Regions from separate parts of the Homo sapiens genome. Here region 1 is linked to region 2. The links are chromatin loops, found by intact Hi-C in ENCODE. Cell type or tissue: Caco-2. All regions are shown on one strand. Each heading gives the region's core, and the rest is flanking DNA. Links, peaks and the distances in the headings are about the cores only. Region 1 overlaps ENPP1 (ectonucleotide pyrophosphatase/phosphodiesterase 1). Region 2 holds the start of ENPP1 (ectonucleotide pyrophosphatase/phosphodiesterase 1).

Region 1 (15,671 bases), core at 6,718-9,217, 88 kb after region 2:
GAGACAGAGTCTCACTTTGGCTCCCAGGCTGGAGTGCAGTGGCATGATCTCGGCTCACCGCAAGCTCCGCCTTCTGGGTTCACACCATTCTCCTGCCTCAGCCTCCCGAGTAGCTGGGACTACAGGCGCCCGCCACCACACCCAGCTAATTTTTTTTTTTTTTTTTGAGACAGAGTCTCACTTTGGCTTCCAGGCTGGAGTGCAGTGGCATGATCTCGGCTCACTGCAAGCTCCGCCTTCTGGGCTCACGCCATTCTCCTGCCTCAGCCTCCCGAGTAGCTGGGACTACAGGCGCCCGCCACCACACCCGGCTAATTTTTTTTTTTTTTTTTTTTTAGTAGAGATGGGGTTTCACCGTGTTAGCCAGGATGGTCTCAATCTCCTGACCTTGTGATCCACCCGCCTTGTCCTTCCAAAATGCTGGGATTACAGGCGTGAGCCACCGTGCCTGGCCTTTTTTTTTTTTTTTTTTTGGAGTCTTGCTCTGTCACCCAGGCTGGAAGGCAGTGGCGTGATCTCGGCTCCCTGCAACCTCCGCTTCCCGGGCTCAAGCGATTCTCCTGCCTCAGCCTCCCGAATAGCTGGGATTACAGGCACCTGCCACCCATGCCCAGCTAATTTTTGTATTTTTAGTGGAGATGGGGTTTCGCCGTGTTGGCCAGGCTGTTCTCTACCTCCTGACCTCAGGTGATCTGCTGGCCTTAGCCTCCCAAAGTGCGGGGGTTACAGTCATGAGCCACTGTGCCCGGCCCATTTTAGCAATTTTTAAGTTTTCTCTTATGGTGAGCCAAAATATATTTCTTTCAGAGTACTTCCTACATTTCCTTTTTTTTTTTTTTTCATTGAAGTGACACCAAGTAAGTCTAAACCTGAATCTGCAAAAAGATGTAGCTTTCATACCAGTCCCAATGAATGGGTGGTAGGTACCTGGAGTTAGGATCTTGAGACCCAGTATGAGCTCAGCAGGAAAGAGTGCTGTATCCACTCATTCATTCACTACTACTTTGATTCACCATTCATTCCTTTGATATTTATAATCAGGTGCTCTAGGTACTGAGGACACAGCAGTGAACAAAATAGTGAGCTCTTCTCTGGGCCCAAGAGTAGAATACAATGATCCGTTTGCCATCCCTGATGGTAGTAGTCTTTCTATATATCGTTAAAATTCATGAAGATATGTCTCTCCTTAATTGTTTCTATGATAAACTTTCAGAATTACTTGTTCCTATAGAACACATTTCTCATTATTTTTCCCTTTATTCTTTAGAATTAAATACAGAATAGCAAGATTTTAGTTGGTTGCCTGATGATTATCTGACTCCACTGAAAGTTGTCAGTTTTGTGGGCATTGTTGGAAACATGCAGCTATTCCCTGCTTCATTATTTCGTTTGAGAGATTATATTGTCATTGAATGTATCAATTAGAGTAGGGTTCTGCAGCAAATAACAGAAACCCCTTTGCAGTGGCTTAAGCAAGTCAGGGATTCCTCATGGAACAGCAAGTCCAGCTGCACACAGTCCTGGGATGGCGCTTTGGGTCAACTGCACCATTAGGGACCCAGAACTTTTCCCTCTTTCTGCTCCACCATTCTTAGCATGTGGCTTTGGCCCACGTGGGCTTCTTCATGCATCTTTGTAGGTAACACATTCTCATAAAAACTAGTATTTGTGTAGTACATTTGCACACATCATTACGTTTGATCCTCAAAATAACCCGATGAGGAGGATACAGATAAAGGAATCAAGACTTATATGTTAAATAACTTTCCTTAGTTTACCTGATACGATTGTCACAGAACCAGCCTCTTTTAAAAAAATTTTCAACTTTTAAGTTCAGGGGTACATGTGCAGGATGTGCAGGTTTGTTGCATAGGTAAATGTGTGCCATGGTGGTTTGCTGCACAGATCATCCCGTCACCCAGGTATTAAGCCCAGCATCCATTAGCTATTCTTTCTGATGCTCTCCCTCCTCCCACCCCCTGCCCTCCAACAGGCCCCAGTGTATTTTCTTCCCCCACACGTGTTTATGTGTTCTCATCCTTCAGCTCCCTCTTATAATTGAGAACATGAGGTTTCGATTTTCTGTTTCTGCATTAGTTTGCTAAGGATAATGGCCTCCAGCTCCATCCATGTCCCTGCACAGGACATGATCTTTTATGGCTGCATAGTATTCCATGGTATACATGTACCACATTTTCTTAATTTAGTCTATCATTGACCATATACACCATAGTATTCCATGGTGTGTATGTACCACATTTTCTTGATCCAGTCTATCATTGTTGGGCACTTAAGTTGATTCCATGTCTCTCCTATTGTGAATAGTGCTGCACTGAACATATGCGTGCGTGTATCTGTATAATAGAATGATTTATATTCCTGTGGGTATGTACCCAGTAATGGGATTGCTGGGTCCAGTGGTATTTCTGCCTCTAGGTCTTTGAGGAATTGCCACACTGTCTTCCACAGTGGTTGCACTAATTTACACTCCCACCAACAGTGTAAAAGCATTCCTTTTTCTCCACAACCTTACTAGCTAGCGTCTGTTGTTTTTTGACTTTTTAATAATAGGCATTCTGAGTGATTCTTTACATTATTCAGATATTCTTTCCCATGCCATGTAATTTCTGTTTTCCCCCTTTTTTTAACCCCACGCCATTGAAGTTTCTTAAACCTATGTAATGCAGGACCATCTGTTCCAGGTATAGTTTCTTTTCCCCAAACTTGAAGCATCTAATTAAACAAACATGCATGGTATGTATTAGAAGGAAAGCTACTCAAGAGGAGAGATGATGCCTAACAAATCATGTGGCACGTTCCACTTCAGAGCTGAAATCTCGTAAATGATTAAACTGGGGAGATGGAGCACTTATAGAAGTGAACTGAGTGTTCTCTTGGTAACTTTTCTTTTATATTTCCTATTCTCCTAGCATGGGAAGCATGACTCCTCATGGGTTGAAGAATTGTTAATGTTACACAGAGCACGGATCACAGATGTTGAGCACATCACTGGACTCAGCTTCTATCAACAAAGAAAAGAGCCAGTTTCAGACATTTTAAAGTTGAAAACACATTTGCCAACCTTTAGCCAAGAAGACTGATATGTTTTTTATCCCCAAACACCATGAATCTTTTTGAGAGAACCTTATATTTTATATAGTCCTCTAGCTACACTATTGCATTGTTCAGAAACTGTCGACCAGAGTTAGAACGGAGCCCTCGGTGATGCGGACATCTCAGGGAAACTTGCGTACTCAGCACAGCAGTGGAGAGTGTTCCTGTTGAATCTTGCACATATTTGAATGTGTAAGCATTGTATACATTGATCAAGTTCGGGGGAATAAAGACAGACCACACCTAAAACTGCCTTTCTGCTTCTCTTAAAGGAGAAGTAGCTGTGAACATTGTCTGGATACCAGATATTTGAATCTTTCTTACTATTGGTAATAAACCTTGATGGCATTGGGCAAACAGTAGACTTATAGTAGGGTTGGGGTAGCCCATGTTATGTGACTATCTTTATGAGAATTTTAAAGTGGTTCTGGATATCTTTTAACTTGGAGTTTCATTTCTTTTCATTGTAATCAAAAAAAAAATTAACAGAAGCCAAAATACTTCTGAGACCTTGTTTCAATCTTTGCTGTATATCCCCTCAAAATCCAAGTTATTAATCTTATGTGTTTTCTTTTTAATTTTTTGATTGGATTTCTTTAGATTTAATGGTTCAAATGAGTTCAACTTTGAGGGACGATCTTTGAATATACTTACCTATTATAAAATCTTACTTTGTATTTGTATTTAAAAAAGAAAAATATTCCTATCCTGCTCACTGGTAATTAACATAGGTTTAAAATGGCTTCAAATGTGGCCCTATAGACGGTTAAAATTGTACCTTATCTTGGCAAAACTTCAGAGCACCAGTCAGTGCATGCAAGGTGCCATTTTTTATTGAGATGCTTAGAATGTTTCTTTCTGTGCACAAGACTTACCCTACCAGCAGCAGAGCCATTCTCTGTTGAGTGGTTCATTTTGAAGTTCCACAGATTGAAGAGAACATGCCACCAATCACCTCACATCTTCTTGGTGGACATGATAAATGACACAATGAACTTGATTTCTTTACTACCTTGACTGTAGCTTTTTATCCCTACCTGTGAACCTTCAAAGACTGCATTAACTTTTAGGCTACATAGGTCCAATTGAGGTATAATATCAGTACACCAAAGATTTTTATATGTCCTTCGTGTGACCATTCTTCAACGGCCTAAGGGCCAGCTGCAAAGACTTTTGGAAAATACAATTTACAACTCAAAATTATTTAATAATTTAGGAAGTTGCTTTTTTTTTTTTTTTTTTTCAGTCCTGCAGTTTCCTGAAGCTCTGTATATGATATTTTTTTCAGCCTGCTTCTCTCTGTTGTTCAGATTAGGTAATTTTATTCTTCTGTCTCGAAGCTCACTGATTCTTTATTCTGTCTAATCTGTTCTGCTGTTGAGCCCATTTATTCCTGATTTTTATATTTTAGTTATTGTATGTTTTATTTCTAAAATTTCCATTCAGTTTTTCTTTATATCTTCTATTTGCTGAGAATTTCTGTCTCTTTGCTGAGACTTTCTACGTTTTCATTTGTTTCAAGTGCATTTATACTTGCTTGTTGAAGAATTTTTATGATGGCTGCTGTAAAATCCTTATCAGATAATTCCAACATCTGTCACCTCATTGTTTGCATCTACTGATGGTCTTTTTTCCATTCGGAAACATTTTCCTGTTTCTTGGTGTGTGGAATGATTTTTTATTGAAACCTGGATATTTTTAGGTATTATGTTATGAGACTATGGGTCTTATTTAAACCTTCTGCTTTAGCCAACTTTCTCAGATACCACCACAGCAGGGGAATTGGGAGCACTGCTTCATTATTACCAGGTGTGGCTAGGAGTCCAGGTTCCCCAGTCAGCCTCCCTTTATACTGAGTAACAGGGTCCCCTCATTACTACTGGGCAAGGTGAGAATTCAGTTTCCCATTAGGTCTTTATTGATTCTTCCCTGGCTGGAATGTGCAGCGGCACCTTTTGGTGCACCCTGGGAATCTCCACTAATGCTATGGGACAGAGTGACCAGGAAGAGCTTCATTACACCAGGTGGGAATGAAATTCCCAGTAGCCTACACAGCCTTCTCCGACACCACTCTGGAGTTGTATTCTTCCAGCACACAAACATACACAATTTAACTCAAAGCATCTTAGCAGAGCTTAATTAAATGGATAGATGCCTGTTCCCTTTGCTGGATACCAAGAATACAAAAGTCAGGGAGTTGGGGCACCTCTTTACAGCTTGGTGAGAGTGTAAGTCTGGACTCCCCACTCAGCATTTGCTGGTATGGGTGGGGCCATGGTGTTTTTCCATGGTGTTTGGTTGGAGTACAGCCTTTTTTACCCTTGCTTGGCTACCCTTTTCTGGTCCTTTGGCAGGAGAGAGCAGGACTCTCTTAGGGCTTTTTTTTCCCCTGCATTTATTGACATTTCCAGGTTGCTGACTTTTTCAGCTCCAAGTTGGAAATATATGAGCTGAAAAGAAAATGTAGGGAACTCATCACAGTGTTGTTACTTGGGCCCCAATGTTCCTAGCCTATTTTCTGTCTACTATTCAGAGTCTTGCTGTGTTTTAATATAATATCCAGGATTTTTATATGCATTTAGCAGAAGGATGTCTACTCTGCCTTTGTAGAAGTGTCTCACTGATTTTTACATATTTTTCCAGCACACAAACATACACAATTTAACTCAAAGCATCTTAGCAGAGCTTAATTAAATGGATAGATGTCTGTTCCCTTTGCTGGACGCCAAGAATACAAAAAAGAACAAGTGACAATTTTCTCTGTCTTAGGGAGAAGAGACAGCAGAAGTGTAAATGATCCCTAAAGAGTGATAGATGTTATCATGAAGCCACAGGAGGGGTGCCAGGCTGCACAAAAGAGACACTGGATGCTTCTTGGTAGTAGAGGCAGTGGCTTCCCAGCCTTGGGGCTAAGGCTTGTAGGGTGAATTGGAACTTTTCAGATGAGCAAGGCAAAGAAGGGACCTTCTAACATTCCTTGGATGGAACATTTTTGACATTTTCCCATTTACAGCTACTTATATTTTCTACAAGTGTCACTGTGACCAACTTATGTACACATACTTTTTCTTGCTTAGTTATAATAATCTGTTCTTAAAGAAAATGTCAGTCTCTACATTCTATGCTGACTGTTAAGGAAAGAGCACCCACATCTGCTCCTACTTAGCTTTTTTTCTGTGGTTCTTACACAGTATTCCTTTTTTTCTTTTCTTGAAAGAGACTCCTCCTTTCTTTTCTTTTCTTGAAAGAGTTTTAAACAGATAAGATGGCAAAAGTGACTGATCTCTACTCCCCCAGTTTGAATGGTAAATTTGAATGGTAAATTCCCATGAACATATATGGAAATGTCTTTATCCTACTTTCTCCAATAAAGGCTGTTCTTAGCTTTTCAAATGCAAAGTGAAACCTTTATTTATCTTGATTTCTTTTTTTTTTTTTTTTTTTTTTTTTTTTTTGAGATGCTCTGTCACCCAGGCTGGAGTGCAGTGGCAAGATCTTGGCTCACTGCAAGCTCCGCCTCCCAGGTTCACGCCATTCTCCTGGCTCAGCCTCCCGAGTAACTGGGACTACAGGCACCTGCCGTCACGCCTGGCTAATTTTTTGTATTTTTAGTAGAGAATGGAGTTTCACCGTGTTAGCCAGGATGGTCTCGATCTCCTGACCTTGTGATCTGCCCGCCTCGGCCTCCCAAAGTGCTGGGATTACAGGCTCGAGCCACTGCCTCCAGCCTATCCTGATTTCTACTGTCATGCCTCACATCAGTCCTTTTTTTTTTTTTTGAGACAGAGTCTCGCTCTGTGGCCCAGGCTAGACTGCAGTGGCATGATCTCGGCTCACTGCAACCTCCACCTCCGGGGTTCTAGCAATTCTCCTGCCTCAGCCTCCTGAGTAGCTGGGATTATAGGCGCATGCCACACCTGGCTTTTTGTATTTTAGTGGAGATGGGGTTTCACTGTGTTGCTCAGGCTGGTCTTGATCTCCTGAGCTCAGACAATCCCCCCGCCTTGGCCTCCCAAAGTGCTAGGATTATAGGCGAGAGCTGCTGTGTGCTTCTTAAGTGAGGTAAGTAACTTCCATAGAAAATTTCCATCAGTTCATTCATGAAAGAACAAAGAACCTGGCAAAACTTAAAAAAACGTTTCCAAGAATCAGATAAAAGAGGACAAACCTTAGGGAGAAGAAGGCAGCTGCTCATTTCCAGCAGGGGAAGTAGCTGCATAGAGTACAAGGACTGGTAGGCCTGTTGGCTGTTCCTGTTTAAGGAGACAAGATGGGCATGGAACAGGGACCACCCCCTCCTCTGGGAGAAGCTGTTACCCCCTTCACTTTTCCTCCTCTGTCATTACCCACAATCACTCTCCTTCTTTGCGCTATGGTAGGTGTTTACCCATCATAGGAATGGGCATTTGAACTTTGAAACTGAATGTGGTGATTACACTTCATGCTGAAGCTTTTCACATGAGTGCTTTCATAAGCATTAAGTAAAATTTTATAATGACTGCAGTCCAAGGACATTTTCCCTGGTTTTTGGCCAGTCTAAATATTGTAAGAGAGAGAGAAGAAAAGTGTACGGAATATAATTGTCTCTAAGCTAAGAAATGTGGATGTTCAAATAAAACATACGTACAGAACTCTGGCTGCTTTCCTTTGTGGCTTTGTGTGTGGAGGATGGGTAGGATCATGGGCGATGGTGCTTCTCTGCAGACATGAAACTGAGTCCGAGGGTTGTTGACAGTTAACCACAGCTGTAATGCTGAAAGGCAAAAGAATCCAAAGTTCATTTCAGGTTCATAGAGTAAACACTTCTGATCTGTGACCTATATCCTTGTTCTTGGTATTTTAATTATATTTAGTCATACTTCCAGGTAAAAACAAATGACAGGCATATATATTCTTTAGTATTTAGAATGGTCTGGAACCAGACTTGGAACTTCTATAGATTCTTTTAATGTGAAATTTTTGTATTTATCCTCTCCATTATAGTGATTGAACAAAAAAATGTTTACTAGAAATCATATTCATACCAGAAAACAGATATGTGAAATACATTTTAATCTACTAGAAATGGAAGAATCCTTGGAAGAGGCATTATACTCATGGGATGTCAAAAGGAAGGAATATAAAAGAAGCCTCTTTCATCCTACTCAATGCTGTTGTTTTAAATTTAACTTTTTACTTGCCTGTAACTTCTCGATTCAAGGGATAGTTTTAGGATTTTAATTAAAATGACATTTTAAATGATATATCAGAAATTCAGAACTCAGAATGGAATATACTTTGGCTTTCACATAGTAGAGATACAAAATAATTGAAGAAATATATAGGAAATAAATTTTTTACAGTGTCTCATACAGTGTCTCATAATTTTGCCCCACAATGTTTAGATATTTTTCACTGTTAAAAAATGTATGCATTTACTTAGATGGCATTATGCTGGCTGTGACATAAAGGAAATAAAACAGGGATCTCTGAACCGAAAGTTTATAACTTAACTAAAAATTCTAAAGGATTTTAAATTAGACTGAAATTTTCTCAGTCCAATGAATGGATCTTGTTCAAATTTTTATAGTTTAAAAAATCACTGGCTGGGCACGGTGGCTCACGCCTGTAATCCCAGCACTTTGGGAGGCCAAGGCGGGTGGATCACGAGGTCAGGAGATCAAGACCATCCTGGCTAATATGGTGAAACCCCATCTCTACTAAACACACACACACACACACACACACACACACACACACACACACACACACAAAATTAGCCAGGCGTGGTGGCAGGTGCCTGTAGTCCCAGCTGCTCGGGAGGCTGAGGCAGGAGAATGGCATGAACCCGGGAGGCGGAGCTTGCACTGAGCCGAGATGGCGCCACTGCACTCCAGCCTGGGTGACAGAGCAAGACTCCATCGCAAAAAAAAAAAAAAAAAAAAAAAAAAAAAAAAATTCTTATGACACCTACAATTTTGGATTCTCTGTTATATTCTATATCTTGACACAATGTTACTGTCTGGAGAGTTAACCACTTGTACTAAGGTCCAAACAGAAACAAGATGGTAAATCTATGGGTCTTTTGTCTGTGTACTTGTTCATAAGCTATCTCTACAGGTTTACTCAACAGCACACTTTAAGATATTGGCACTGGAATAGATTTTCCCAGCTCAGGGTTGACAGTAGATTTCAAAGCTGAGCTTACTCTGTGTCAGGCATTAGGGGTAAGTTGGAGAACAGGGCAGGTGGAATGCCTGCCCCCTTGGTGCTCTCTTGTCAATGTTTTACCTTTATTTCAAGGTCCAGCCCAAAGCCATATCCTTAGGATCCATTGTTTATGTGGTCAGACTTTCCCAACATTGGTGGTAACAGACAGTACATGCCCTCAGTCTAGTTCTTGTTATGTATTATGGTTGCAATACAACTACAGATGTGTAATGCAGTTGATTATTCCATAACCCATACACAGTGTTGGTAGATGGCACCGTGGCCTATTAAGAAATTTTACCCAGGACCCAGACTCCAAATCCAAATACACAACTTGCTAAAAGCAGTCTTTGCAAGCTTAACACGAAATAAAATAATTTCAAAGTGGTGTGGTTATAGGTATAAGAGGATTGTTAGCTTCCACTTGGGGTTTCCAGGGACCTGGCGGGATCTTATCCTACAGAGAACACCAACCTCTTAAGGAAACTGGGAAGCCCAGAGAAGCTGCGCCACCTAAACATTTCCCAGCCTGTGATCCTGTAAGAAAAGAAAAATAGCTCAGGGCAGCCTGAGCTGTGTGAGGCATGTAGAATTTATTAGGCCCAGAGAGATGTGAGTGTGAGACTTTATTCTTACCACCCACCTCCCGCCATGCCTAGGGGCAGTTGTTTAAAGTCATTTCATTCCTTATTAGCTGCCTCACTCATTATCCTCACATGCCTGGAGTTTGTGATGCAAAGAACAATGTATAGCAAGTTATGTTGTAACAATGTATAGCAAGCTTATGTTACGTTGATGTAACTTCTTGGTAAACAATTTAGGAACTGCCTCTTTTTTCCTTTAAAAACTCACTTGTAACTGCTGCTAATTGGAGCACACATTCAGGGCAAACTTGAATCCATCCCTCTGGGTTACAATTCTCAAAACTGGCCCAAATAAACTCTGCTTATATTAAGTTTCCTTCAGTTTTTTCTTTTAGGTTAACATCAGTTACATTTGCTTAGACTGTATACTTTGAGCATATTCCTGAAAACTGTAACCCTGATGAGATTTATGTGTCCCAAGTGTGCTGTTTCACAAGTGTAATCACCTGATGGGTTCTTCCTGCCCACTGACTAGACAAAACCAATTCACTGAGATTGTGACATTGTAGTAAAGAAAGCATTTAGTTAATGTTAATCTAGCTACATGGCTCAGAGGTTAGGGTTTTTCAAGGATAGCTTAGTAGGCATGGGACTGGGGAATGGGTACTGCTGATTGGTTGGGGAGGCAATTATAGGGGTGTGAAAACAGTCCTCATGCATTGAGTCCACCTCTGAGTGGGAGACCACAGGATTGGTTAAGTCATGAGTCATGGGTCCAGGTGAAGTCAATTGCCAGAATGCAAAAATCAGAAAAATGTATCAAAATATCAATCTTAGGTTCTACAATAGTGACATTATCTATAGAGACAATTGAGGAAGTCACAAATTTGCTTCACTGGATTGAGTGAAGACAGCCAGCCTGTGAGGCTAGAAGCAAGACAGAGTCAGCCACGTTAGATTTCTCTCACTGTCATAATCTTTGCAAAGGCAGTTTCACAGGGTGAGAGCTCAATACTGTGGGATTGTTTTTTTCAGTGACTGTAACTCTCATTCGGCATTTTAGCATCTGTATTAGTCCATTCTCACACTGCTATAAAGATATACCTGAGACTGGGTAATTTATAAAGAAAAGAGGTTGTTTAATTGGCCCACAGTTCTGCAGGCTGCACAGGCTTCTGCTTCTTGAGAGACCTCAGAAAACTTACAATCATGGCAGAAGGTGAAGGGGAAGGAAGCACGTATTCACATGGCCAGCAGGAGAGAGCAAGAGCATAAGGGGATGGGCTACATACTTTCAAACCAGATCTCATAAGAACTCACTTATTATCATGAGAACAAGGGGAAGTCTACCCCCATGATCCAGTCACCTCCCCTCCGGCCCCTCCTCTAACAGTGAGAATTGCAATTTGACATGAGAGTTGGGTAGGGACACAGACCCACACCAAGTTGGCATATATTTCTTACAAAGATAGTTTCCTTTTCATATGTTTATCGTCATTGTGTTTGTCTGTTTGCATTGCCATACAGGAATACCCACAACTTGGTAATCTAAAAAGAAAAGAGGTTTATTTGCTTCACAGTTCTGCAGGCTATGTAAGCATGGCACCAGCATCTGCTTGGCTTCTTGTGAGGCCCCAGAAAGCTTCCAATCATGGCAGAAGGCAAAGGGTGAGCCAGCATGTCACATGGAAAGAGAAGGAGCAAGAGAGAGAGGGAGGAGGTGTCAGGCTCTTTTAAACACTAGGTCTTGTGTGAACTCTTAAGGTGAGAATTCATTAGCACAAGGACAGAGCCATTCATGAGGGATCCACCCCCATGACCAAAACACCTCCCACCAGGCCCAACTCTGGCATCGAATATCACATTTCAACATGAGATTTGGAGGGGAAAAAACCATCCAAACCATATCAGTCATGTCTCCAAAACCATCTGTTATTTCTAGCATAATGTCTGGCACATCGGAGTTGCTCAGTAAAAAATGTCCAGATGAATGAAAACCAAAGGTACAGTCATACCAAACATCCACTTAAGACAGCTAAGGAATAACAAGTTACAGAAATACAGCCAGAGGACAATTTCACAGTAATTATTCTTTGCCTCCGTAGTTTTCAAGTGCTAGAAGATACTTTCAATGGGAAATTTTTTGAAAGAGTTTATTTATAGATCTCTTCCCAGTGCACAAAGCAGAATTTTTAAAAATAATAATAAAAGAATAAGAATACTTTTCAAGAGCCATTCACAATTGTTTCAGTTAATCTGTCCTGTGGAAAGTCTGCTGCCTGGTGAACTGAAGGGAAAGCGTGAACTTTTCAGTTTTGACATCTCAAATGAAAACCTCTCTACAAAGCACATAGTGTTTCTCCAGTGACAAGCTATCATAAACATTCACTGGCAAAGGTGGAGACACAGGGTAGTGCCTCTTGGTTCTCACATCCCTCAACTCCAGGTAACACCTTCTGCTATGAGGAAAAGCACATCAGTGCTACTGGTGTTACTACCCCAGTAGCAAACACACTGGGGCATCTGGAACAAATAGATTTTGGGCAACTTTCACACACTTTACCAAAGAGGAGAGACATTTTCTCACCCTCCCTCCTATCTTTGAAATTCAGGGCAATGGAGTTTAGCATTGGCTAAGTTAGTAGTGAAGTGAATTAGAGGTAAACAAAATTATCCCATCCATCAGGTGTCTGATGGATAGTTGACAGTGAAACTGAAATATGGAACATAAATTTTCATAGACCCAATGAATCAGCAATATTGTGATAACCAAGACATCTCTGAAATAGATCAAATACAAATATAAAAATAATCATAGCTATCATTTACTGGGTTTTGTTCCAGACATTGTGCTAAATGATTTACATTATCCAAGCAAGAATTTGAACCCAGGACTTGGCAAAGTTCATATATTTAAACAATACTGTATATTGTCTCCTCTGAAAGCACATTGAAAATGTTCCTGTTCTTTCATTAAGTTCTATTCCATCAGTAGTTGCATTCTAAACCAGTTATTCTGGCTTGAATTCTGCTGCACTGCACAAGACATTTGTTTTGTATCATCTTCCTTTCCACTTTCAAGCATTTGAGTTCACACCTGTTGACATTCTTTCTAGTCCCTCATAGAGGAAGTGTAACTCTTTTTCTTTCAGACCTGATGCCTCACTTCCTACAAGGCTTTGTTTCTCAAATCACACACACACACAGCCCCCCCCCACAAACACACCTGTAATTCCCACCTCTGTACTGCTTCCATCTCTCTTCTTGAATATGCTCTTGTCCTTCCATTTTTCTATTGTCTTTACCCCATTCCTTTTGTTGCCTCTGGCTCTCTTAGGCTTCTCTTTACTGTGGGACAGGACTAATAGTACTTGGTTTATATTTTCTGTCTTTATTTCCTTACTAAGCTGTCCCTTTTTTATATGTCAGTTTCTTACTGCCTCCTAACACCTCCCCACCTCCCATAACCTCCCTTTTAAAAACAATAGAGATTTTCTAATGGCAGATTTTATTTTTATTTTGAAAATTAAAAAAAAATACTGTGAAGTATAAGGAAGAAATTAACAAGCATCCATGCAACCCATGACAGTTAACGTTCTGCCTTCTTTGTTAGCTTCTTGATTATTGCATTAATCTCTTTTAAAAATATTTTTCATCACTGTGATTATCTCAAACATTCCTATATGTCCCCTTGCTTTCATTTTTTATCAATGCTTATTATATTACCTGCTATTTCTAGTTTATTATTTCTATATTTTTATTTTTTGGGACCTGCTATTCCCTGTTTTAAAATCTCTTTCTATTGTTTTATTGTTTCTTCTTTGAGCTTCTTTTTATTTATTGGATTTGTATTCCTTCCTATCAACCTGTTATATAACATGAAACATTTTTTCAGTGTTTATTCTCAATTTTATCACCTGTATTTTCTTCTAAGTGGAGCAGGTGGAATGAGCCTTTCCTTTCTACCTTCCTCTCTCCCTCTATTTCTTTCTTCCCTCCTTCCTTCTTTTATTCCATCCTTCCTTGTTTCCTCTCTTCCTTTCTTTGTTTTATTGTTTTAAACCTATAGCATATTTACTGAGTTTAATGCCATTTCTTTTTATGTTATTCAAGATCGACATTCTATTTTACTCTGAGATGGATAGGTGACCATCTTCCAAATTGTGTCTGAGTTATTTGTTTCTTCCTTTACAGTGTCAGGGAGGAACATTTTGTAGCTTATCAACTTTTCTGAAGCCAAAAGGAAGGTTAGTGTCAGGCCTCTGAGCCCAAGCCAAGCCATTGCATCCGCTGTGACTTGCACGTATACACCCAGATGGCCTGAAGTAACTGAAGAATCACAAAAGAAGTGAATATGCCCTGCCCCACCTTAAGTGATGACATTCCACCACAAAAGAAGTGTAAATGGCCGGTCCTTGCCTGAAGTGATGACATTACCTTGTGAAAGTCCTTTTCCTGGCTCATCCTGGCTCAAAAAGCTCCCCCACTGAGCAACTTGTGACCCCCCACTCCTGCCCGCCAGAGAACAAACCCCCTTTGACTGTAATTTTCCTTTACTTACCCAAATCCTATAAAACGGCCCCACCCTTATCTCCCTTCGCTGACTCTCTTTTCGGACTCAGCCCACCTGCACCCAGGTGAAATAAACAGCTTTACTGCTCTCACACAAAGCCTGTTTGGTGGTCTCTTCACACGGACGCGCATGAAATTTGGTGCCATGACTCGGATCGGGGGACCTCCCTTGGGAGATCAATCCCCTGTCTTCCTGTTCTTTGCTCCGTGAGAAAGATCCACCTACAACCTCAGGTCCTCAGACCGACCAGCCCAAGGAACATCTCACCAATTTTAAATCAGGTAAGTGGCCTCTTCTTACTCTCTTCTCCAACCTCTCTCACTGTCCCTCAACCACTTTCTCCTTTCTACTCTTCAATCTCTCCCTTCTCTTAATTTCAATTCCTTTCATTTTCTGGGAGAGACAAAGGAGACACGTTTTATCCGTGGACCCAAAACTCAGGCGCCGGTCACGGACTGGGAAGGCAGCCTTCCCTTGGTGTTTAATCATTGCAGGGGCGCCTCTCTGATTATTCACCCACGTTTCAAAGGTGTCAGACCACGCAGGGACGCCTGCCTTGGTCCTTCACCCGTAGCGGCAAGTCCCGCTTTTCTGGGGAAGGGGCAAGTACCCCAACCCCTTCTCTCCTTGTCCCTACCCCTTCTCTGCTTTTCTGGGGGACAGGGCAAGTACCCCAACCCCTTCTCTCCTTGTCTCTACCCCTTCTCTGTTTTTCTGGGGGAGGGGCAAGTACCCCTCAACCCCTTCTCCTTCACCCTTAGTGGCAAGTCCCGCTTTTCTAGAGGAGGGGCAAGTACCCCAGCCTCGTATCTCTGTGCCCCAATCCCTTATTTCTGTGCCCCAACCTCTTATATCTCTGCACCCCAATCCCTTATTTCCACGCCCCGACCTCTTATCTCTGCACCCCAATCCCTTATTTCCGTGCCCCGACCCCTTCTGTACCTCATCCCTTATTTCCATGCTCCAACCTCTTATCTCTGTGCCCCAACCCCTTTTCCCACTTTTCTGGAAGGTAAGATCCCCCGAACCCCTTCCCTCCTTTTCTCTAGGCTTGCTTCTTTCACTATGGGCAAACTTCCACTCTCTATTCCTCCTTCTACTCCCTTGGCCTGTGTTCTCAAAAACTTAAAACCTCTTCAACTCACACCTGACCTAAAACCTAAATGCCTTATTTTCTTCTGCAATGCCACTTGACCCCAATACAAACTCGA
Region 2 (15,671 bases), core at 4,031-6,530:
AAACAGTTTCTCTGTTTCTCAAAAATTTAAATATACGCTTTGCATATGACTTAACAATGAAACTCCCAGTTATCTACCCAAGGGAAATGAAAATGCAGATTCACACAAAGACATGTACATGAATGTTCATAGAAGCATTATTTATAATAGCTCAAGCTGGAAATAATACGAATGTCCAGCAACTGGTGAAAAGATAAAATATGATATATCCATACAATAAATTACTACTATGTATAAAAAGGGACTACTGATATTTGCATCAGCATGGATGAACTTCAAAACATTATGCTAAGTGAAAGAAGACAGACACAAAAGACAACTTAGTATAATACCATTTAAATGAATTTTCTAGAAAAGGCAAAGCTACAGACAGAAAGCAGAGAAGTCTTTGGTTGGGACTGGAATGGGAGTTTTTGATTATACATGTGCAGAAACAAACTTTTTGAAGTGATGAAATTGTTCCAAAACTGGATCATATTAATAGTTGCACAACTGTATAAATTATTAAAAATCACTGAACTGTATGCATATAATGGGTAGATATGATAATAGGTAAATTGTACTTTAATCAAACTTAAAATTCAGGTTACCTGGCAACCCTACATTTTGTTTGAAATAGAAGTGTAAGAGATAATGAAGGAGTGGCAGATACCGTGGTTAACAAAAAGTGAAGGACTAGAAACCAACTTCCTGTAGCAGGTAATCAGCGACAATCTGGGGCCAGTGGTGTGGGGGTAAAAAGAATTTATGAAGATACTTGTAGGTAAAGAAAGTCATATTTATTAGAGCACGTATGAAAATGTGTTGCAAGGGAACAATGGGCAGGCCAGCAAGAGAGGAGCTGACTGCAAGGAGACGAAGGCTTGCTGGGGATGTTCTAGAATGGTGCTTGTGCTGTGTGCTGAAGAGGGCTTTGTGCAGTACTGATAACACCGAGGTTGCAGTGAATTAGCTTGCATTTTTTTTTAATCACCCGAGGGTCTGATGATAGCTGAGTGCAGGAAGATTGTGAGTTATTTGTGCAAGAGGGCTACATGTTCTGGACCACAAAGCAAGGCAGACTTACAGCTTATCTGCTTTATATTTTTGCTTTCCCTCGGTCCCGCCATCCTGACTCCTTTTCCCTAATTAGAACCCCACACTCTCTTTGGATGGTACATGCGTTTTCCATTTTCCCAGGTTCTATTACTCTCCTTTGGATCTTACACTTCTGAATTCTCTCTATTCGTTTTGTTACCTAACTGATCCCTGTAGGCATCTCTCCTTCATCCCAGAGCAGCAAGAATCCTTTCCTTACCCTCTTTGTAGATGCAGGCCCAATAACAGGTCTCAAACCTTCCCAGAGATTATATATAAACCATGCATAATATAGGAGAAAATTAAATCTTTTTATTCTCTCCCTTAGGGGTAGTGAGTGGTTGATTTACAAATGCAAATGATAGATTTAAATGTTTGTGTAAAGTTGAAATGTCAAACATTTTGTTGGCATTTAGAGATATTATCTGAAAGAGCATTTTACAAATAAGGAAACTAAGGCTCAGAGGCTTCTGGTAATCTGTTCAAGGTCACATAGTTATCCAAGCTTCTTGCTCCAGGGGACATATTTTTGTGCTTTCAAAAAAAGAAAGAAAAATCAGGATGTCATACACATTCTTAAAAATAAATTAATGCCACAGAAAAATGTTTTCCCTAGGCCTCACAAAGATTAAAGAGGCTTGTGGGTTTTTTTTCTGTTTAGATTTGGCTAGATGTCTTTCTTGTTTTACTGGCGAATTAGAAGAAAGCTGGAAAAGCTCTGAAACAGCTGCTAAAATAATTACCCTACAGCATATTTCATTTTTTAATCACTAAGAAAAGTTGTTTCAAAGTAATATTTCAAAGTAATAATTAAACATTGATAAATTGTTTTTGTTTGGTGTTTTGGCCTTATCTACAACCAAAGCTTCAAGCACCAAGACAGAAATGTCTAAATATTTATGTTACAATAAAACTTAATAGAAAACTTACACAAAATCTTAAATTATCATCTTTACTGCTATTCCAGATTAGAGTATGCAATCACTAAAACAGAGTGATTTAGGATTAAGGATGAAACATTCATTGTTCACCTTTGCATTAACCCAAAAATTGTGTTGTGGTTTTATATCTCATGACCTTATTGTACTTTGGAATGTGATGGTGAAGCTGTCCCTCAGATCATTTAGAATAAAGAAGACTGAGGCAATATTTCACTATAGGCTTTGCAATGTCTATAGCTAAACCTGAAAATGGCATATCTGACTCATTTTTTTTTTTTTTTTTTTGAGACAGAGTCTTTCTCTGTTGCCCATGCTGGAGTGCAGTGGCATGATCTTGGCTCACTGCAACCTCCGCCTCCCAGGTTCAAGCAATTCTCCTGCCTCAGCCTCCAGAGTAGCTGGGACTACAGGCATGTGCCACCATGCCCTGCTAATTTTTGTATTTTTAGTGGAGACTGGTTTTCATCATGTTGGCCAGGTTGGTCTCAGACACCTGACCTCAAGTGAACCACCCGCGTCAGCCTCCCAAAATGCTGAGATTACAGGCGTGAGCCACCGTGCCCGGCCTTGGCTCATTTTTATTCTTCCGATTTTAGACTTCCAATTGGGTTTTTATAATTACCCATATTAAGTCCCACCTGGCACAGATGAGGCATGAGCATTAGGCAGAGGCCACATCCTGGTGACGTGTGTGCCAGGTCTGTCCTGCAGATGTGCTACATTTTGTTTGGCTTTTAAACGTGCTACATTTTGTTTGTTTGAAGAAACTGTTTCTCTGAATTTTGTAGACAACATTTTGCAACCGGAGAATTCACACAAACATTTAAATTTCCTGCTTCTCTTGAAAAATCTGACCATCTGCCCACACTGGGCACACAATCCTGTTGAATAGATGCTGCAACCTTTAACATGGCACATGGTTTGCCTTTTGCAGTGTGTATAGGGCTGCCTCAGTCAAATATGGTTCATGGCATATTGTGCTTTCAAAAAAAAGAAAGAAAAACCAGGATGTCATACAAAATCTTAAAAATAAATTAATGCCACAGAAAAATGCTTTCCCTAGGCCTTAAGATGTTTGTGACCCTGGAGACTGCACACTGTGTTTTCCAAATGTTAAGTCTTTAAAGTGGTTCGTTGCCTTGAGATGCAGACAATACACTTCTTCCATTTGTTTTGTCAGGTTTAAAGGCACTTTGGATAATGTCTCTGTTGAGTTGCTTTTAGAGGTTTTGACACTCATTTGACCAGTCTCAGTGGAGCAAATCTTTGTCCTTGAATCTGATTTTTGGAAAGAGTCAAAGGAAAATTTGGAGCCAAGTTTGGGGCAGAAAAATATGTGTGATTATGAAACAGTGAAAACCTGTTTCTCTTGGGTGGTTTGTGAGCTGACTCAAAGGTAACTTTTTAAAAAAGTTCAATAATGCTTTGAGGGAAGGCTTTTACTTCTTCCAGATGTCAACTGTCCTTTCTACTAAGCTCTCATAATATTGAAGTAGCTTTGTTGTCTATGGTGACATCCGAGGTTCTTGGTCTCACGGCCACAAAGATCAAATATGTGGACACACACAAAGGGTGAGGTTTGGAGCAGAATTTTTAATAGGCAAAAGGAGGAGAATAGCTCTGCTACAGAGAGGGGTCCCAAAAAATGGGTTGCAATACGTGGTGAAATGCAGGGGTTTTTATAGATGAGCTAGTGGGGAGGCGGTGTCTGATCTACATAAGGAGGGAAAACCCGGTTTCGTGCATATGGCATGAAAACCCGGTTAGGACCAGGTGTGTCATCTGCATAGGGCTTAAGTGTCTGGCAGCCCCGGCCCCAATCTTCTACTATATAGGCAGGTAGCTACTCCGTGTTGCTTATTTCCTTCTTACTGTGCATGTGGTAAAAAAGAGGGGAGGTGGAACCCCCATGGTGGACATGCCTGGCCCCAGTAGCCCCTTCTGTCTGTGCCGCTGCCGGCATCTCCCGTGCAAGCTTCCAGTTTCCTTACCTATGTTTGCAGCCCAATCTTCCAGGTTGCTCTTTGTTAGAAAGGAAGTGATTTCTTGGGCTGCTTTTTGTTAGAAGGTAAGTTCTGCCGAGGGCTCTTTTGCTCATACTATCTGCCTAAATAATTTCTATCTCCTGTATCAATATCCTATGTGTGACTCTATTCTGCATATATGACTTAGGTTTTAATTATTTTGTTTACGAGTTGGTCCTACCCCCCCACCCCCGCTTCCACCACACTTAAGGAAAGATACATTTTAATTCATTTTTTATATGGTATGCATAGTTGGAGGCCAAAAGATTGAGTTGAAGGATTCATTACTTGATGAATAAATGGATGGGTGGATGGATGAGTCAGTATAAATGAAGAGCATCCCAAGTTGACTATTTTAAAGGGATAACATGCATTTTATATTTGTTAAACATTCATTCTCATTTGTAAACACTTGTATATATTCATGTATTCAAAATGTATTGAAAATTAATTGTTTTCCTTGGTACCTGAAGTCAGTCCTGGGTATTGCAAAGTAGTTCGAAGTCACTGGTTTCCCTCTGTCTCACTTCACTACACACTGGTGATTTTGCTAAGTGATGAGCCAGAAAATGTACAAGTTCCAGAATCAAAGGTAAAACAAAACCCACCAAGAATCAGCTCACTGTTAGCGTCCTAGTTGAAAAATAAGGCTTATCAAAGTATTTCAGATTGCATTAACACTTTTGATATAGCTAGGTATCAGTGTCAACCTCAGGAGAGGGCAACGCCAACTCCTGAAACCTTCAATACAGAAAGTCTAGAAAAATAAGCAAATATACATACAAACAATAGCGAGAAGACTCCAGAAACCACATAAAACCGTGGGAATCGAAATATCCCTTACGTGTGTTCAGTACATGTGAACCCACGTATTTTAAGTGGACGATTTCTCTCTCAGAGTACCGTAGGTAGTGGGGGACGGGGCGCAGAGGGGGAGAAACAGAAAGTCGCCTTCCTCCATGGTTCATTTGCATTTCCATCCAGAAACTCACAGGTCGACCCCAAGACTCCACTCTCTCCCGCCTTTGAGAAGCCGGACCGGCATCGGCGGCTGCATCCTTCTCCTCCTCCCCGCTCTATTTTGGGGCCCCATGATCTCATGCCCTCTGCAGACCACACGCTGCAATTCCAGCCCAGCCCGCGCCGCGAGGCCACGCAGGGCGATTCCTGCAAGTGTCGGGAGGGTGGCCGGGGCGCGGGGAGGGGACGGCTTGGGGGGAAGTTTAAGACACGCCCACGTAAGGGACCCAAAATAACCGACACACAGAGTGCCCGAAATCAGACAGGAAGCCAAATAATCCGGGGCGTTGAGTCGCTTTGCCCTGACTGCGAGAGCCGGGTGTAGGGCGGGGAGCCAAGGATCTGACCGCGAGGGGCGGGCGCGGCGGGGAGGGGCGGGGCGGGGCGGGCGGCGCGGGGCCTATTAAAGGCGCGGCCGGGCAGCGGGGCCGGAGCGGCCGGGGCCACGATGGAGCGCGACGGCTGCGCGGGGGGCGGGAGCCGCGGCGGCGAGGGCGGGCGCGCTCCCCGGGAGGGCCCGGCGGGGAACGGCCGCGATCGGGGCCGCAGCCACGCTGCCGAGGCGCCCGGGGACCCGCAGGCGGCCGCGTCCTTGCTGGCCCCTATGGACGTGGGGGAGGAGCCGCTGGAGAAGGCGGCGCGCGCCCGCACTGCCAAGGACCCCAACACCTATAAAGTACTCTCGCTGGTAGGTCCGCGGCCAGGCCCCGGCGCCCGGGAGGGCTGGGAGTACGGGGAGGGCGGCGCCGAGCTCCTGCGCTCTCAGCGCAGTCAGCACCGGGCACCGGAGAGAGGCATGGTCCGGGAGTGCTTCTTCGCCCGCGCGCTCTCCTCCGCAGCCTTTGCAAGTGCCCTACACAGCCGCCCCTGCCAGGTACCTTGCCAGGGCAGGATGGTTCACTCTCACTTGAATTATGGATGCCTGTGAAAGCAGGCTGTTCAAAACGGTCATCCTTAGAAATACTCGACCCCCTGCCCCAGGAGAGTACGGGTTTTTAGAGGAGAAAAATGTCAAACGCGAAAGTTGTTGGTCTTAAGAAGGTGCATCAATGTGTTGCTTCTTTTAGGGGGCTCTGGGCGCAGTATACATGACTTCACTTGGGTTAACTGATTGCAGTTGAAGAGTTAGCGGAGCTCTTTAAGTTTTATTAGGAACTCTACGGAACACTTTTTCCCTTTCGCTCCGTTTTGGAATTTCCTTGCAGGTGCTCAGAAATTCCATGGATGTTCACATTATGTGACTGAAGAAACCTTTATGATTCTTTGCCCACTCTTCTAACCAGAGGCTACACGGTTTGTGTTGCTAACAAAAGCTACCTATTACTCCTCTGCTATTTTGCTATGACATTTGCAGGACCCACAGTCAACTTCATGAAATGTGGGGGTTGGTTTTTATTCTGAATTCATGGTGGGAAGTGCTGATTGAGAGAAGGCCTGGATTCCTGGCTGTTATTATTTGCTGAGGCCTTGCGTAACTGTCCCTAAACCTCAATTTCTAATGTGTGAAAATGGGACAACATCAACTCCCTTGTGCATTGCATGGGATTATTGTGAAAATCAAGCTGAAGAATGTAGGTAGGGAAGTAAATTGAAAACAGCAAGGAAATAGAATCATTTTTATTGTATTATATGGAAATCACAGATTTCTATGTATAGTGTACCCTAAAATATATCCCCTTACATATGATTGAATAATGCTTTGTAGAAAAATTTCTAATTTTTCAAGTCTCCTTTCATTTTGTATGCATTTCCATTTTCACTATATTTGGGACATCATGGAGATGCTATAATACTTTGAGGAATCAATCTTCCTAGACTTAAGAGATGGTGCCGTATGCTTAGTACTTAAAAAGAAGCCTTAGTTTCACAGAATAAGTACCCCAAGCCACATGATGTTTGCATCTCAAGATAAAATTTTGCATCTTGTAACACTGTTTTGAGTCTATAATAACACAATATTGATGAGAACTTAGTCTCTTGAGTCACCTTTTAAAAATTTTGTTAATGGAAGACCTTAGCTTTTACAACCTGATCACTTAAATTGTTTAGTATTAATACCTTGAGGTGTTTCACACACGATGAGGTAGTCGATAATTGTATATGGAATCAGTGTGTAACTCTTGTGTAAAACCATTTCTACATGCCTATAAACCTTTACAGGTTTTCCAATTGCAAAATTCAGGTTTTAAATTTTTCTTGCTCATTTACTTATACATCCACAACAGATATCAGCAAAGGTCTAGTTTTGGAATAAGCTGTCCAGTCTTTGAGACCTGCAGTCAACTGGTCAAACAGCATTCTGTGTGATGATGCTACTCTGGGCATTTGACATGGAAGTGTCCTAGGACTTACTTCCACAAGTAGGACTATTATGGACCTTTTTTATCCATTAATTGGGGTCTTTTGCATCTATTGAATTGGAAAGAATTCTTACTTCATATCTTTTGATGGAACACTGTGAGACATTAACATACAAATGTTACCAAATAGACCTGGTGCGGTGACTCATACCTATTATCTCAGCACTTTGGGAAGTTGAGGCGGTTCCATTGCTTGAGCCCAGGAGTTTGAGACCAGCCTGGGCAACATGATGAAACCCATCTCTACAAAAGATACAAAAATTAGCTGGGTATGGTAGCATGCGTCTATGTCCCAGCTACTTGGGAGGCTGACATGGGAGGTTCAGCTGAGCCAGGGAAAGTTAAGGCTGCAGTGAACTGTGATTGTGCCACTGCACTTCAGCTTGGGTGACACGGTGAGACCCTTTATTGTTGAAATTGCTATTTAGCTACTGAACTGAAAGTGCAAACTCGTATTCTTCTTTCCCTTCCCTACTTCAATACCTTTTTCCCCCAACCCCGCCCCCCCCCCAAAAACTTCCCCAAATAATGGGCTTCCAAATGGAAAAGGCCCCAAAAGCATCCTGACAATTGTCGTCAAAGAGCTCTGGGATATGTCTTCTAGAAAGGAGCTGCAATTATAGAATTCCTTTTGTTTTCAGATTAAACCTCAGCACACTTTTCATAAAGCTGCAGAAACAGATTGAACTAATTGCAACCTGGGGTTGGGATTAGGAGAGGCCCAGCACTATGATCCTCAGCTACACTGTTTTAATTTAGCAGGATAAATAGAAGAGTTGCGTTGCCTTGCCTTTCAGAGGCAATCATGTTGCAGTGGCAATGTAATTTTTACATTACTCTGCAGTTTTCTCAGATAAACTAAAATGATGTAGATGTGTGAGAGTGGATGAAGGAGTGAGGATTCTGTCCTACCCTGGCTTCTCCCCATTGTGGTGGTTGATCTTAGGAGAGGGCCACCAAGCTGTGCTTTAGAGGCTTTTGGCCCTGGGCCCTGGAATGCTTGTGCCTAGGTACTGAGCCAAACTGAGGAAAACAGCAAGAGGGAAAAACAAGTATTATTCTCTACATGTGTCAGTAGGTATGTTAAATATTAGATGCCTTTCCTTGGTTGTAAATGAAGTTTTGAACTGAAGTGTAGACTTCCACCGAGATGTGTTGACTTGGAGATGTATTTAAATATCCTTCTTGTTTCTTGGTGTGATTTTACAGTCATGTAATTCTCAACTACATTGCAATACATTTCTCCAGTTAGCTCCTCAAAAGCATTTTTTTTGTGTTGTTTGTGACCTTCTGCTATACTTATGAATACATATATCTGTGTATCTGTGTATGTGTAAAGGGCTTGCGTATGGGTGGTGGTCACTGAAGACTACTTTCATGTTTCAGTGAAAGAGTTCTTTAAAAAAACATATATCTATATCTATATCTATATATCTATATCTATATCTATATCTATATCTATATCTATATCTATATCTATATCTATATATATGTAGAGAGTCCGTTTGGCTCAAGTTTGAGGACTGCAACCCAGGAGCATAGATTCAAGTTGCCCTGAGTAGATGCTCCTATTAGCAGCAGTTACAAATGGGTTTTTAAAGGAAAAAGGAAGAGGCAGTTCCTAAGTTGTTTATCAAGCATTCATGTTACAATAACGAGCTATTGGTTGGCTATACATTGTTCTTTGTATCACACATTCCAGGAACATGAAGATAGTGGGTGAGGCAGCTGTCAGGAACAAAATGCTTTTAAAGAATTGCCCCTGGGAATGGGTGCAGTGATGTGACTGAAGTCCCATGCTCATGTCCCTCTGGGCCTGATAAATTTTGCATAGTTCGCATATCTCAGACTGCTCTGAGCAATTTTTCTTTCTCATTTCCTCCTTTTAATAAAAATCTTTCTCTTCTTAAAATACTGATGATCAACGTTTTGGATGTAAGTTTGTCCCACATTGCTGGGAAGGCTCATTTCCGGATAGTCTTGTCCCATGTCAGAGGGAATGAGATGGGCAGAAGTACTATCACTTAAAAACTTAGTGAGGTTCCAAGGCTGAATTGGTAGGCAACAATTCAGGGATTGGATTGAAAAATAAGGGGACAGAGCAGCGGGATTTCAGGTCATTCACTTACACTGGAGTTGAGGTATGTTGGGTCATTTCTAAGCATCTAGCTATTATGATGAGTTTTTTGTTATAGAATTTTGTGGTAGACTTTAGACATCTAGAAATACAAAGCATAATCAATTTAAGAATCAAAAGGATGACACAAATAAGGACAATTATCAACAAAACAACTTGAAATACAAATATGAAAAGTGTTCCTATTCCTGAAGGTAACCAAATGAATATTTTAATCCACTTCTTGTCCTGGTCTAAAGAACAAAGTGTTGAAGATCTCCACTGAGGAAGATGTCCACTTAGGCAGGGTAGCCTGATATTGGCCCTTCTAACGTGGCTAGGAGTCCTTTATTTGATGGTATTTTCTATTAAACAAAATCTTCCAGGTTGGAGACCATGATCTTTGATGTTTTTGTCTCCTAAGAGCTTGCTGTTAAAAGAATCCTTAATTAATTTAGAATTTTCAGTGAGAAACTTATAAGGCCTTGACAATAGTGAAGAGTATCACCTTGTTAATGGAAAAACCAAACTCTGTAAAATATTTTAAAGAGCTTTATCCTGAGCCAAGATGAGTGACTGTGGCTCGGGGAAACACTTTCTCAAGGAGTCCTGAGAATGTGCACCTGAGGCAGTTGGATTACTGTGTGTTTTTATATATTTCAGGGAGGCAGGAGTTACTGGCAAAGACATAAATCAGTACATGAAAGGTATACATTGATTCCATATGAAAAGGTGGGATATCTTAAAGCAAGGGCTTACAGGTTATTTATTCAGCATATTCAGAGATTTTTTTTTTGAGACAGTCTTGCTCTGTTGCCCAGGCTAGAGTGCAATAGCACAATCTCGGCCCACTGCAACCTCCCGCTCCTGGGTTCAAGCGATTCTTCTGTCTCAGCCTCCCAAGTAGCTGGGATTACAGGCACACACCACCACTCCTGGCTAATTTTTTTGTATTTTAGTAGAGACAGGGTTTCACTTTGTTGCCCAGGCTGGTCTTGAACTCCTGAGCTCAGGAATTTCACCCACCTCAGCCTCCCAAAGTGCTATGATTATAGGCGTGAGCCACTTTGCCCGGTGATTCGGAGATTCTTTAATTTGCAATTGATTAAAGGAGTAAGGCTCTGTCTAAAACTTGGAATCAACAGAAAGGGCTGTTGTGGCTGTGTGTGATGGCTCATGCCTGTAATCCCAGCACTTTGGGAGGCTGAGGCAGGTGGGATCATTTGAGGTCAGGAGTTCAAGACCAGAATGACCAACATGGTGAAACCCCTTCAAAAAAAGGGTGAAACCTCTTTTTTTGTAAAAATACAAAAAAAATTAGCAGGGCATGGTAGTACATGCCTGTAGTGCCAACCACTTGGGAGGCTGAGGCAGGAGAATCGCTTGAACCTGGGAGGCGGAGGTTGCAGTGAGCCGAGATTGCACCATTACACTCCAGCCTAGGTGACAGAGCAAGACTCTGTCTCAAAAAAAAAAAAGGGATGTTGTAAGTTAAGCATGATGCTATGTAGCAAAATTGATGGGTGTGCAGACATGACTTAACCCTCCCCTTGCATACCCTTAAGGTCTTGTTTATAACTTGGTGTCTTATTGCCACAGAGACGTTTTCGCGGTCTTATTTCTATTGTAACATTAATGCTGGTCAATTGTTACGCCTCAACTCCAAAAGGGAGGGAGTAGAATTAAGTGCGTTTGACCTCTCTTCCTATTTTGACTGAGAGCTCAGTTTTTGAGGTTTCTCTGGGGTTTCCTTGGCAGAGAGTGGGTCCACTCAGTTGGTCGAGGGCTTTGGATTTTATTTTTAGTTTACAACTTTTCAGGAGAGCTGGTTCGTAGTCTCCTTCATCCAGGTGCATGGATCTTTCCATTCTTATTTCAAAAGGAGAAAGCTGATGTTTTCCAAGCAGGGTAGAATGTAAGTTAAGCAAATGGAAGAGCCTTAGGCCAGGGAAGGTTAAAGCTTTCTGTAAGCTTTGCCAATTAACTTTTCATGATTCCATTTATTTATTCTTCCACTCTGGAAGACTGAGTGTGGTTTGCACAATGGAAATGCCGATCCATCCAATCTCAATGAGCTTCAACCACACAAGATAAGATTTCTGGCGGAGCATAGAGGCTAATGCCTGAAATCCCAGAACTTTGGGAGGCTGATGTGGGAGGATTGCTTGAGCTCAAGAGTTCACGACCTACCTGGGCAACAGAGTGAGACCTCATCTCCACAACATGTGGTAGGACTTCCAAAAATGGAGAATGCAATGAGTTCATGCTGGTACCAAGCACTGATTTTAGAGAAAAACACCAGGTGGTGGTGGGAAGTCACTGTGAATCCTGCTGACCTAAAGAAAAAAAAAACCAAGGCAAAATTAATGTAATTATAGAGCTTTATTTGGGCCAAGTTTGAGGAATACAACCCAGGAGCATAGATTCAAGTTGCCCTGAGTATATGCTGTGAAAGACTTCTTTATAAGAGGCAGAAGCTGGCATTATTTGAGATTTGGGTGTAAAAATTATAATTCAATTAGCTTCCTTTTCCTTCCCTTATGATCCATTATCTTAACTCTAGAATATGGAAGGAAGAATGTTCAAGCTAAGTCTCTGCTCTTAATCAGACTTGGAGTTGACATTGCTCCTTTGGTTTATAAAATTTGTTATCTGTCCAGCCATAGTTGAACATTTTAATTTCAGAATAACCAGAGCATCTTAAGAGGCCAGAGAAGTGTTCTCTGTGTCCCTTATGGTATTTGTTTCACATGTTCTAATAAAATACATAAAGGATTCCTAGGAACCCAAGACTGTTGTTTTTACTATTAGGCAGAGGATAGTACCTGACACTCAATGTCAGCTTTTAATTGCTTGAATGAATGTACTGCATTTTTTGTTAGACTGAGCCACACTTTGATTTGGAAAAGGGGAAGATGGGAAGACTAAATACACAAGCAGGGACCCATAGGGTCTGTGATGGTCAGGAATCCACATAGAGATGACACTTGGGTATAAATTCAGGGGTAAGATTAAAACTGGGATATAATTTTATTTGGGTATAGGGAGATGGAGGAGATAGTGAAGGAACAGAAGTACCCAACTAAGGTGAAGGTGCCTAAGAAGAAGGCAGACGGGGCCTCTGTGATAACGTGGATTCAGAATCAGAAATCTAGTCAGTGAACATTCTCTCAGGTACAGACACTCCAAGTGTGGCAGTCGGCATGTATGAAGGAGAGCCTCCTTCACTTACACCAAGGCCTCTTTGGTTTTGATAACTTTGCTGCCACACCCTGAATTCAGTCTTTGTGATTCTTCGCTCTTCTTCAGCATTGCTTTCTGTCCCTTCTTTTCTTCTGCCTTGAATCTTGTTCTGGTATTTCTTTTTCACCATTTGTAGCTCAGCTGTTTCCACTCCATGTTGTCTCTTTCTCAGGGATACGTAGCTACTGTTTCAAAAGCACTTTGCTAATTTCTATTTCACTTGTTTAGTTAACTTTGGACACTCAGTTTTGTCATCTCCTGCCCCCATCATATCCTAATCATGACTCTGAAGAAAATCCTTGGTGGTCACATTGAGAGACCTTATGTGTTCTGTATAATAAAGAACTGGGGGCCATTAACCTTTCTAGAGCATTTACAGAAATTTTTATCTATCAGCCTTTTTTTTTTTTTTGAAACGGAGTTTCACTTTGTAGTGCAGGCTGAAGTGCAGTGGAGTGAACTTGGCTCACTGCAACCTCTGTCTGCCTCCCGGGTTCAAGTGATTATCCTGCCTTAGCCTCCTGAGTAGCTGGGATTACAGGCGCACACCACCACACCTGGCTAATTTTTTTTTTTTTTTTTTTTTGTATTTTTAGTAGAGACAGGGTTTTGCCATGTTGGCCAGGCTGGTCTCGAACTCCTGACCTCAAGTGATCTGCCCGCCTCGGCCTCCCAAAGTGCTGGGATTACAGGCGTGAGCCACCACGCCCGGCTGTATCAGCTTTTCATCTTCATCCAGCTGACTCTTTTTATCTTAAGTAGCAATGTTAAAGGTAAATGAAAATAGTTTCATATTCAATTTTGCTCTCAAGTTTGATGACTACCATTGTAAAATATTTGTGTGACATTTAAGATACAGCAAATGTATTTCATCTATATTGTGGCCTTTTTGTACAAGCCAGAGAACTTTATCATGATTTATAACTTCTTTTTTTTTCTTACTATGGGGAGAGGCATTTAAGTTCCAGACAACTTAGGAACAAATAAGCATTTGGAATACAACTTGTAATTAGAGATCTGCTTTTGGTTAAAATAAGCATGCCTCCATCAACCATAAAATACCCCCCAAACAAGAAAAAATAAACAAGAAACCTTTTAGCAAATGAGCTCAGGGCCGAACATAGATTACTCTTCTAAGCATAAATCTTGTGCAACAAAACCTGATACTCAGAATTCTGACCCAGCTCGAAAATCCCTTGTCATCGGATAAAAACTAAGTTATGCATTTACCAAGGAAAGACAATGTAGGAACACATTTAAGGTTTTTCAAAAGAGTGACCAGAATGTTCAGTTAAATATTAACGGGAAGACTATTTTCTGAGTATTCTAGTTATCTGAGATTTAGTTGCAAGAATTAAGATATCTGTAGTGTCTTTGAAAAATTATTTTTACCTTTTTTTACTTTTAGTTTTTAGAAGAGGTGTTGGTAGAAGTGTAGGTGGTAGAAGTTTAGATGGTTATAATCATTTTTGTAGCACTTGGCAGCTTTAAAAAGCATTTCCCATATATTTTTGATTGATCCTCAATACTCAACAACTGTGAAATAGGAAAGTATGATGACAGTCAATTCTGCTTTACAGATAAGGAATCTGAGGCTCAGTCAGGGATTCAGTCAGGTTTCCATGCAGACATTATTGTGCATAAAAACCACCTGGGAAGTGTTAAAGACAGAGATTCCTAGGCTCCAATCTCAGTGATTATGATTTAATAGATTTGGAATGGACCCAAAGAATCCTCACTTTTTAACAAGCACCTCAAGTTATTCAGATGTAGGTGGTTGATTTACTCTACTTCTAGCAACAATGGGCTAAATTTATAGGCAAAAGCCACACCATTAGTACATAATAGACTATGATGGTAACTGGAAGGACTTTTATCTACAGATTTTTATCACGGACTAATAGCTAATGCCATCCCATTCATTTGCTAAATGTTATATCCTATTCATCAAGCTTGGCCTGCTGTTGGGTTTCCAACTCTCCTTTGCCTGCTTCAGTATAACAATGTGTAATTAGAACCTAAGAAATTTCTGGTGTGGTGATGCTAAAGCTTGCCTCTATATTGAGATATATATGTGTCTTTGGTAGTTCAGTGATGAGATTTTCCTGGGTGGAAGCCAAAATTAGTGCACTTTATTAGTGTGAAGTCAACAATCAGCTGTTTCTGGGAGCTTCCAAAGTAGGTATACTTTTGGGAAATTGTGCTTTTCTTCTTAGTTTGAGTTTCCTTCTTGGCTTATTTTGAAATGTAGTAGAATAGAAAAATAGAGAGTTTTGATAGAAAGTGATTTTGGGATGTGTGGTGGCTCATGCCTCTAAAGGAGACCGAGGCAGGAGAATCACTTGAGGCCATAATTTAAGATCAGCCTGGGCAATATAATGAAACCCCATGTCTATCTCTCTCTCTCTCTCAATCTCTCTCTGTCTCTCTTTCTTTCTCTCTCTCCATACACACACACACACACACACACACACACACACGTGTGTATGTACATATCTCCATATTTTATATATATGTATAATATGCATAAGAAAATCATTTTGGAGGAAGTAAATTGTCACAGCGAATTGTCACAAGTGTTTCTCATTTATGGATTGACCATTTTCTCACCGTATTTCAGGACTTTGCACAGACTTAGCTGGCAAACATCCTATAACAGGTGTGATTTGAGAGTCTTAAAAAAAAATCACTATCTTGGTTTTCAGGTGAATATTTTTGAGAAACTAGCTTGTTCCTAAAGATGTGTTTCCCGATCCCCCTCCTGCTTAGAAAGCTTTTTTTGACGTTAGCAAGCATCTGGGGGATCTTGATGCTCTCTTATGGTTAGAGAGAGAGAATTGAAAAGAAACTCAGTAGATTAAGACATTATTTGCCCTTTCACTGTGTTGAC

Evidence for each region. A loop is a pair of places that touch in the nucleus more often than their neighbours do. Peaks named below come from ENCODE experiments on the same cell type or tissue, not always from the same donor. Only the 100,000 strongest peaks of a DNase experiment are listed, where the experiment ranks them.
Region 1: it touches region 2 in a loop (2.2-fold over the local background); 2 of 110 quality-filtered maps call a loop at or near these places.

What each region holds. Positions count from the first base shown.
Region 1 is chr6:131,887,411-131,903,081 of GRCh38, forward strand. ENPP1 (ectonucleotide pyrophosphatase/phosphodiesterase 1) reads left to right here. Exons shown (of 25, transcript NM_006208.3): 25 at 2,931-7,745. The coding sequence ends at 3,101. CCN2-AS1 (CCN2 antisense RNA 1) reads left to right here and starts at 14,542. Exons shown (of 3, transcript NR_187596.1): 1 at 14,542-14,741. RefSeq lists enhancers at 7,815-7,959, 13,912-14,465, 14,466-15,018 and a cis regulatory region at 7,881-7,894. In Caco-2, for the core only: no CTCF peak of the experiment used is centred there; a DNase peak (open chromatin) is centred at 7,811.
Region 2 is chr6:131,802,526-131,818,196 of GRCh38, forward strand. ENPP1 (ectonucleotide pyrophosphatase/phosphodiesterase 1) reads left to right here and starts at 5,495. Exons shown (of 25, transcript NM_006208.3): 1 at 5,495-5,750. The coding sequence starts at 5,511. In Caco-2, for the core only: no CTCF peak of the experiment used is centred there; DNase peaks (open chromatin) are centred at 5,266 and 5,806; H3K4me3 peaks cover 1,399 bases.